Regions from separate parts of the Mus musculus genome. Here regions 2 and 3 are each linked to region 1. A link is a loop called in an ENCODE intact Hi-C map of the cell type or tissue named here. Cell type or tissue: heart. All regions are shown on one strand. Region 1 overlaps Cpd (carboxypeptidase D). Region 2 has its middle 7.6 kb from the start of Tmigd1. Region 3 holds the start of Blmh (bleomycin hydrolase).

Region 1 (2,500 bases):
GCATCCTGCGTCACTTTTTCTGCATCACAGACATTAGCCTTCACATAAAGGGAAGGCTGTGGCTCTGTGGCTCTGACTTGGTATAACATTTTCTATCTTTAAATTTTCATGATATCTGGAAAGATGCTCTCTTCTAGATCAAATCAATTAATTCTGAAACAGCTACTTGTTTGATAGGCATTGGAAAATATTTTATCATTAATACAGCAAGATGCTCCCACATAGTAAATTCCTTAAACATTTTTTAGATGTATTTTATGTATATGTGTGTTTTGCCTGCATGTACCTATGTGCACCACATGTGTGGAGTGCCCACAAAGGTCAGGCATCCGATTCTCTGGCACTGAACCAGAAGTACCTGAGAGCCGGCATGTTCCCAGCATGTTGGTGTTGGGAACTGACCCTGAAACCTCTGGAAGAGGAGCCAGTGTTCCTAACTGCTGAACTAGCTCTGTATTCCCCCACATAGCAAACTCTTACAAAGTAAAGGAATGAATAGAAATGAAGTCAATTTCTTGTTACTCACAAGAACCAATGATCAGTTAACCACTCACTGTGTAATTGTAAGAGCACTTACTAAATGGGGTCAGAAAGAAGAGCAATCCCTAAGTCCATCCAAACAGCCTTTTATGCAGAATATGAAAAGCCAACTTCCAGTCCAGCTGGAATTGCAGAGACTCTTGAATAACCCAAACAATCCTTAAGAAGAACAGTGTCAAAAGACTTATAAATCACAGTTATAGCAAAAACAGTACAACAGCAAAAGACCAGCTGTAACCCCGTGAGATTATGTCTGGACATAAGCCCATACTTCTGTGTTCAATTGCTTTCTGAAAGGACATCAAGACCATCCAATGAGGAAAAACTCACATTTTTGACAAAAAAAACATCTAGATCCCTGCCCTCCCATGAAACTAAGCTCCTGTCTCACACTGTATACAAAACGAACTTAAACAATATTAAGAGCTAAAGCCATAAAACTCTGACAAGAAAAACAGAATCTTAATATGCCAACAAATCATGAGGAAGAGACCTGAATTCCATCCCAGGCCCACATGGTGGGAGGAGAGCACTGACGCCCACAGGCTGTGCTCTTGTTTCCACAAGTGGCGCATGCTCACTTCCACCTCCAAATAAACGTAATTCTTAAAAGTTAAAACATTAGCCTATAGGATGGGAGCTGGAACTATTTGTAAGTCATGAACATGAAAAGGATTTAATATGTGGACTATATAGAAAACTAACAATCCAATTGGTTAAAAAAATTTAATTTCATTCTTACTTTATGTGTGTGGATGCTGTTTTGCCTGCATGCATGTGTATGTATGTGCAGTATCTAATGAGGCCAGTAGAGGGCACTGGACCTCCTAAGATTGGAGTTACAGATGTTTGGTTATTAGCCATCATGTGAGTTCTAGGAATTGAACCTGGATCCTTTGGAAAAGTGACTAGAGCTCTTAACCATCTCTCCAGCATCCCAATTAAAAATTTAAAATTAACATTGTGTGTGCATCCATGTCATGGTAAACTTGTAGAAGTTGTTTCTTTCTTTTCACTACGTGTGTTTTGGGGACTAAACTCAGGTCCTAAAGCTTGGCAGAAAGCACCTGTACCCTCTGAGACAGCCTGCTGGCCCAAACCTAATTGTAAAGTGGACAGAAGATCTGGATAGATAACTTCTTCAAAGAAGCCATACAAATAACCAGCAAGCACATACAAAGTCAGTCAAATGTCATTAGCCATTGAAGAAATGAAAATGAAAACCACAGCGAGATGATGTTACATCTGATAGGATACGCAAATTAGAATCACAGGCATTTCTGAGCATACAGAGAAGATGGAGTCCTTGAATGCAGCTGATAGGTGTAAGATGGTAGAGATGCTACAGAAGAGCTTGGTGGTTCTTCAGAGCATTAAAAATGGAAATAAAGTAATATTCAGTAATAATATCCAGTAATGCCGCTCCTAGGTCTCTACCTAGACAGAGTGAAAACTCAGGCCTAACAAAACTATATACTTTTGTCTATCAACATATAAGTTGATAAACAAAAGATGCTATATATAACGGAATAATATTTTGTTCTAAAGGTATGTGATATGTGCTATAAAATGGATAAACTTCAAAAAATTATGTTAACATAAGAAGTTAGATACAGAGCTGGGCGTGGTGGTGCACACCTTTGATACCAGCACTCGGGAGGCAGAGGCAGGTGGATTTCTGAGTTCGAGGCTAGCCTGGTCTACAAAGTGAGTTCCAGGACAGCCAGGGCTACACAGAGAAACCCTGTCTCAAAAAAGGGGGAAAAAAAAAAGAAAAGAAATTAGATACAAAAGGATTAACAGGTAAGTTTACTTAGGAGATATTTAGAATGGGCAAATTCCTAGAGACAGAAGCAGCAGTTGCCAGGGGCTGTGGGGAGAGAGAACAGGGAGTCGCTCACTGCTTGACTGGTACAGGTGCAGTCTGAGGTAATGAAAACAATTAGAAGTAGACTTGTAG
Region 2 (2,500 bases), 110 kb after region 1:
CTCCTCACAGAACCAGGTCCATTTGCCCATTGCACTGTATACCAAATTCGAAAATGACTAGTTTTGCAAAAGGAAATTATTGGCAAGGCAGCCAAGCTCTTGAACTCAGATCTCAAATCCCGTGGGATGGGATTTGGGGCATTTTGTGACCTCAGGTGTTGGGAAAGGTAAATGGAGGTTAACCAAGGACTGATAGATACCGGAACTACAAGCAGGTCGCTTCCTGGTTTATCATTTATCCCTTTGCAAAGTTCACAGCTTAGGGAGTCTATAACTTTCCTTCTGGAGGTTTTCCCCCCTCCTTCTTTCAAAATCGACACAATGGTTGGCAAGACTATTGTTTATTCAGGAAACAGCTAACAGGATGGGGCAGGCCTGTCTGTAAAGATTCAGGCAAACTGCTGCCAGCCACAGGAACCTTCAGGCCAGCAGGAGGAGGACTCCCTCACCTCTGATGGCCCCATAATTCATCAGCCCTTGGCAGTGAAGTAGCTGCTGGGGTCTTTGGCCCTTGAATGAACCCTCGACCCCCACAGGAAGCCCCTCCCTTGTTAGTCTTGGGGCGGGTACTTCCCTTTGGAACCCCTGGCCTCCTTTTCCTCTCCCTTTCAAACCTCTGTACTGGAGCCAGTGGGGGCTAAAGCCAGGACCCGTGGGGCTTGATGCTTCTAATGGAGAGGCCCCTTTAAGGAAAAGAGTACCAGATTCCAAACATTTAGTGATTAATGGCGAGGGCCTTTAAAGAGGTCTGTGCAAATGATAGTACCTGAAGCTGAGGCTCCATTAGCTTGCGCCAGTCAGTTCTGAGGCCGGACCACTGAGAAGGAAAGTAGACTTTGCAGGTGAGGCAGTTGGTGGACCGTCTTGTTTGGGGGTGCCACCACCACTTCCTCTCCCTTTTTGGATGAGGAAGTCTTAGAATTCTCTTTCCATTTCAGTCATCCACACGGATAATAGAAGGCATTGTCCTAAGGGACTCATGTCATCCTGCATTGCTCTCTCTGTATCCCAGCCTCTTCCCCCTCAAGTCCCCATCTTTCCTTCCCCATCTCCTTCCCACTTATCCCTTCCCCGCTGGATCAGAGTAGGCCAGTCCTGTCAGTAACTGGCCTGTGAGGATGGATCTCAACCCTAGCTCCAGAACATTGTGGGTGCGAAGTGACCCCTAGTGGTCACTCACAAAGGTCACCTACTTTGGTTCTTAACCTTGTCTTCAAATGCAGGAAGAGTATGGAGACTGGAGCAGGTTTGGAGTTTGAAGCTAGTCTGAGTTACATAGCGAGATCCTGTGTCAACGATAAGATAAAGGGACCAGGGAGATGCATGGGTGGGTGAAGGGCTTGATACACAACTGTGAGGGCCTAAGTCTAGATTCCAGTGCCCAGGTCAAAACCAGATGTGTCAGAGTGCACCCAAGGGATGTGTGGGGTGAGGAGAAAGGTATATCTGGGGGCTCGTTGACCAGCTAATCTAGCCAAAATTGTGAGCTCTAGATTCATTAAGAAATGCTGACTCAAAAAACAGGGCAAAGCTTGGTGTAGTGATACACGCATTTCATCCCAGTCCTGGGGAGTCAGACACAGATGGGTCTTTATGAGTTAGAGGTCAGCCTGGTCTATACAGTGAGTTCTAGGCCAGCCATGGCTACATAGGGAGACCTTATCTTAAAAACGAAACAAAGTAACAGGTGAAGTGTAACAGAGAAAGATACCAGATATTGACACATAGTCTCAACACATGCACGTACATGTGTATGCATACAAGCATATATCACAGACACACACATACACACAGAGGGGAAAAAGATAAAATCAGAATGGCACCGTTACTACTATGCTATGAACTGGAGGGAGGAGATTTGGTCAGGGCACAGATATCTTGGGAACATGTATAGTTGGGTTTCTGGGTTACCAGTATTTTTGTTTTCTGGTCTGGTTTTGCTGTTTTTTTGTTTTTATATTGGAGATAAAACCTAGACTTTATGCATGCTAGGGGAGCAATCGATCCACCAGGGAGCCACGCCCTTTCTTAGTTTTGTCCTCTTTAACTCAAGGCCCATTAAACCTACCATCCTTGCCTGTGAAATGGCAACTACCATGGATACCTTTTAAGTGGAAGCAAGGAAGGAATGGGTCAGCAAGAGACAGGTACCCAGTAAAAGCCAGTTCTCAGCCACACTTCAGATTCAAAATTCATAGAGGGAAAGAGGAAGAAAGTGATGGGATGGATGGGAGGAACTGATTTTGGTTTTGGTATAGTAAACTGGAGGGTAAGATGATGTCTAAGTCTGTTCATCTCAGGTTGAGAGGCCATCTCCGTAGGAAAATGTACATACCACACCACACACACACACACACACACACGCACACATGTTGTTGTTAGTTATTTAATAACTATTAGTTCTTAGTGTGACCCATCGAGCCCCCCAATAACTCAGGCAGAGTCTTATCAACTTATTTAATCAGCTTTAGCAGAGTTACTGAGTGGTGATTACCCCTAA
Region 3 (2,500 bases), 160 kb after region 1:
TTCTGTTGCATGTCTTTCCCACGTTAATTGTTTTGAATGTGTATGTCTCTGTGTATAGGTGTGCACATGGGATGAGTGCCCATGGTAGCCAGAAGGAAGTGTTGGCTGGACCCATTGGAACTGGACTTACAGTTTTCTGACTTGAGTGTTGGGACCCGAACTTGGGTCCCCTGGAAGATCATCAGCAAGTGCTTTTATCTGCTGGGCTATCTCCCAGTCCCACATCATGAGTCTCTTGATGACAAGATTAAAGTTTTTAATTTTTTTTATATCAGCAGAAACTTGCTGAGGACCTGTTACACCACAAATGTTGAATACAATTTTATTCTTTGGGCTGAGTCCAATTGGGCAGGAAGTTTGAACATCATTTTTATTGTTTATTTATTTGTTTGTTTATTTATTTATTTATTTGGTGAAAGGGCCCATGATTTCTTTCAGCATGAGTTGTAGCTTGTTTCTTTTTTCTTCAGAAAATGGAAAAAATAAAAAAAAAAGCCCCACAGGATAGGGTAGTTGATGGGCTCCCTTGGAGATGGTTGCTATGTCGAATTGCAGGTCTTTAGCTAAGTCTCTCAGGGACACAGAGACTGAATTCTCAAGTGACAGATGGCTGTCTGCATGTGGCACTTTCCAGACATCAGAATTCCTCTGAACCATGGGTGATTTTCAATTTAAGACTTAGGTTTTAGGCTCCATGGAAAATCTGAATAGTAAGGCTACAGTGTGCATTTGTACTTATTTTATTATGCAGTGGACTCTCCCGCCCCGTCTTGAAAAACTGATTAATTATCTCGAAGACTCTGTGTGTGTGTGTGTGTGTGTGTGTGTGTGTGTGTGATTTACAGGTTTTGTAGATATTAGCAAAAAAAAAAAAAAAAAAAAAAGCATAAAATTGACGTAATCATTCTCCTTAGCCCAAGCTGGGCTCAATAGGAACCACTCATGAGCCTTGCGAAGCCCAGAATGTGTAGATGAAATGAGCAGATGTGTATTTGTAGAACCGTGGTAGTAGCTTATGGGTGGGTGGGAAAGAGATTGGTTCCAAAATCCTTTCAAATACAAGAACTTTGTTCTCACTAGACTCTAAGCAACAAGTTGCAATTGAAAAAGATGAACAGATTGGTCAGCTAAGTGCCTACAGGAAAAGCCTTTGGGTGGATTTCTTGAGATCTGCCGTCCCATGGCTAATTTTGGGTCCCTTACTTCCTTTTCACTTCACAAAACCTCCTCTGGCTTCTCAAAGGAGTTCTAAGCGTCAGTTTCCCCAATGCTAGACAGTGAGGGATCTGGGTTCATCAGCACGGAACCCTCAGCCTCCTTCCTCTAGGAGCTTGGGATCCCGGGAGGGCGCCCTTGAAGCCAGGAAGAGGGATCACAGATGGCGGAGGGCGCAGCCGAGGCGAAGAGTGAGCAATGCTGGCAGTGGGGGCTGCAATCGTGGGTGGCTTCGCCCTGCCGCTCCCGGGCCGAGGTGCGGGCCCCAGAGTCTGAAAGGCCGCCCCTGTCGGCCCTCCCCCGGGCGGGGCTAGCCCCGATGGCGCTGACTCAGCAACGCGAGGGGGGAGTTTTGTCCCTCCGCGGACCCCGTTTCTCTCGGCCACCATTGAGCGGGTTTCCTTCTTCCGGCGCTTAGGGTGCGAGAACCAGGTCCGGCCAGCTAGGCAGCGGACTGTAGTGTAACCCCAGAGCTCACCTGAAAACCCTGAAAACTAACGTTTCCTCCACGAAGCAGTTTGGGCGCCATGAACAACGCAGGTGAGGCACCGCTGGTACCACGAGTGTTTTCCCGGGTCCTCTCCCGGGCTCGGCGGACCCGTGAGGCCCGGCGGCGTGAAAGGCCGTGGGATGGGATGGGGGTGGGTGGGGAGGGGGGGACGGACCTAGGCGAGGGCCGGGATGTAGCCCTCCGGGAGGGTGGGAGAGCACCAGGAGAGAGACGACATCACGCGGGGAGGATGCCGGGAGAGGGCTTTCTGGTACAGCACTCTGCAGGATGCTCTTGCGAAGTTAAATCTAGGATCTACGGTGACCCTATCCTAAAGCTGTCCCCGTCAGCCTCTTTGGGAGGGGATATAATTATAATGGCGTTTGATCTTCCCACAGGACTAAATTCGGAGAAGGTATCTGCTTTGATCCAGAAACTAAATTCTGACCCTCAGTTCGTACTTGCCCAGAATGTCGGGACCACCCACGATCTGCTGGACATATGTCTGAGGAGGGCCACGGTCCAGGGTGCTCAGCATGTGTTTCAACACGTTGTGCCTCAGGAAGGCAAGCCAGTCACCAACCAGAAGAGCTCTGGTGAGGTCTACGACTTCTTGCCTACTTTATTGACAGCAGCACATTTTGTTGTCCTAAAAATGGCCCTGGGATAACAGAGCTTTGTAGCATTGACAGAACTTGTAGTAAGCCAGAGAATAGGCACTAGAAAAGGGCAGGCCCAAGAACATCACCTGTGTGGTGGCTTCAGTGTTCTGTGGCCTATTAGCATTTAGTTTGT

Evidence for each region. Hi-C counts contacts between places; a loop is a spot of excess contacts. Peaks named below come from ENCODE experiments on the same cell type or tissue, not always from the same donor. Only the 100,000 strongest peaks of a DNase experiment are listed, where the experiment ranks them.
Region 2: it touches region 1 in a loop (8-fold over the local background); 31 of 42 quality-filtered maps call a loop at or near these places.
Region 3: it touches region 1 in a loop (2.3-fold over the local background); 7 of 42 quality-filtered maps call a loop at or near these places.

Annotation. Positions count from the first base shown.
Region 1 is chr11:76,788,118-76,790,617 of GRCm38, forward strand. The region is part of intron 17 of Cpd (carboxypeptidase D); the gene reads right to left. Among named protein-coding and RNA genes, the nearest start is that of Gosr1, 26 kb to the left of the region's middle. In heart, a CTCF peak has its summit at 1,339 (motif pointing right); no DNase peak of the experiment used is centred here.
Region 2 is chr11:76,893,303-76,895,802 of GRCm38, forward strand. It overlaps a transcript of Tmigd1 not described here. Among named protein-coding and RNA genes, the nearest start is that of Tmigd1, 7.6 kb to the right of the region's middle. In heart, CTCF peaks have their summits at 410 (motif pointing right) and 1,172 (motif pointing left); DNase peaks (open chromatin) are centred at 449 and 1,109; H3K27ac peaks cover 987 bases.
Region 3 is chr11:76,944,139-76,946,638 of GRCm38, forward strand. It overlaps Blmh (bleomycin hydrolase), which reads left to right and starts at 1,518. Exons shown (of 12, transcript NM_178645.4): 1 at 1,518-1,755; 2 at 2,104-2,301. The coding sequence starts at 1,743. In heart, no CTCF peak of the experiment used is centred here; a DNase peak (open chromatin) is centred at 1,543; H3K4me3 peaks cover 1,627 bases; H3K27ac peaks cover 1,433 bases.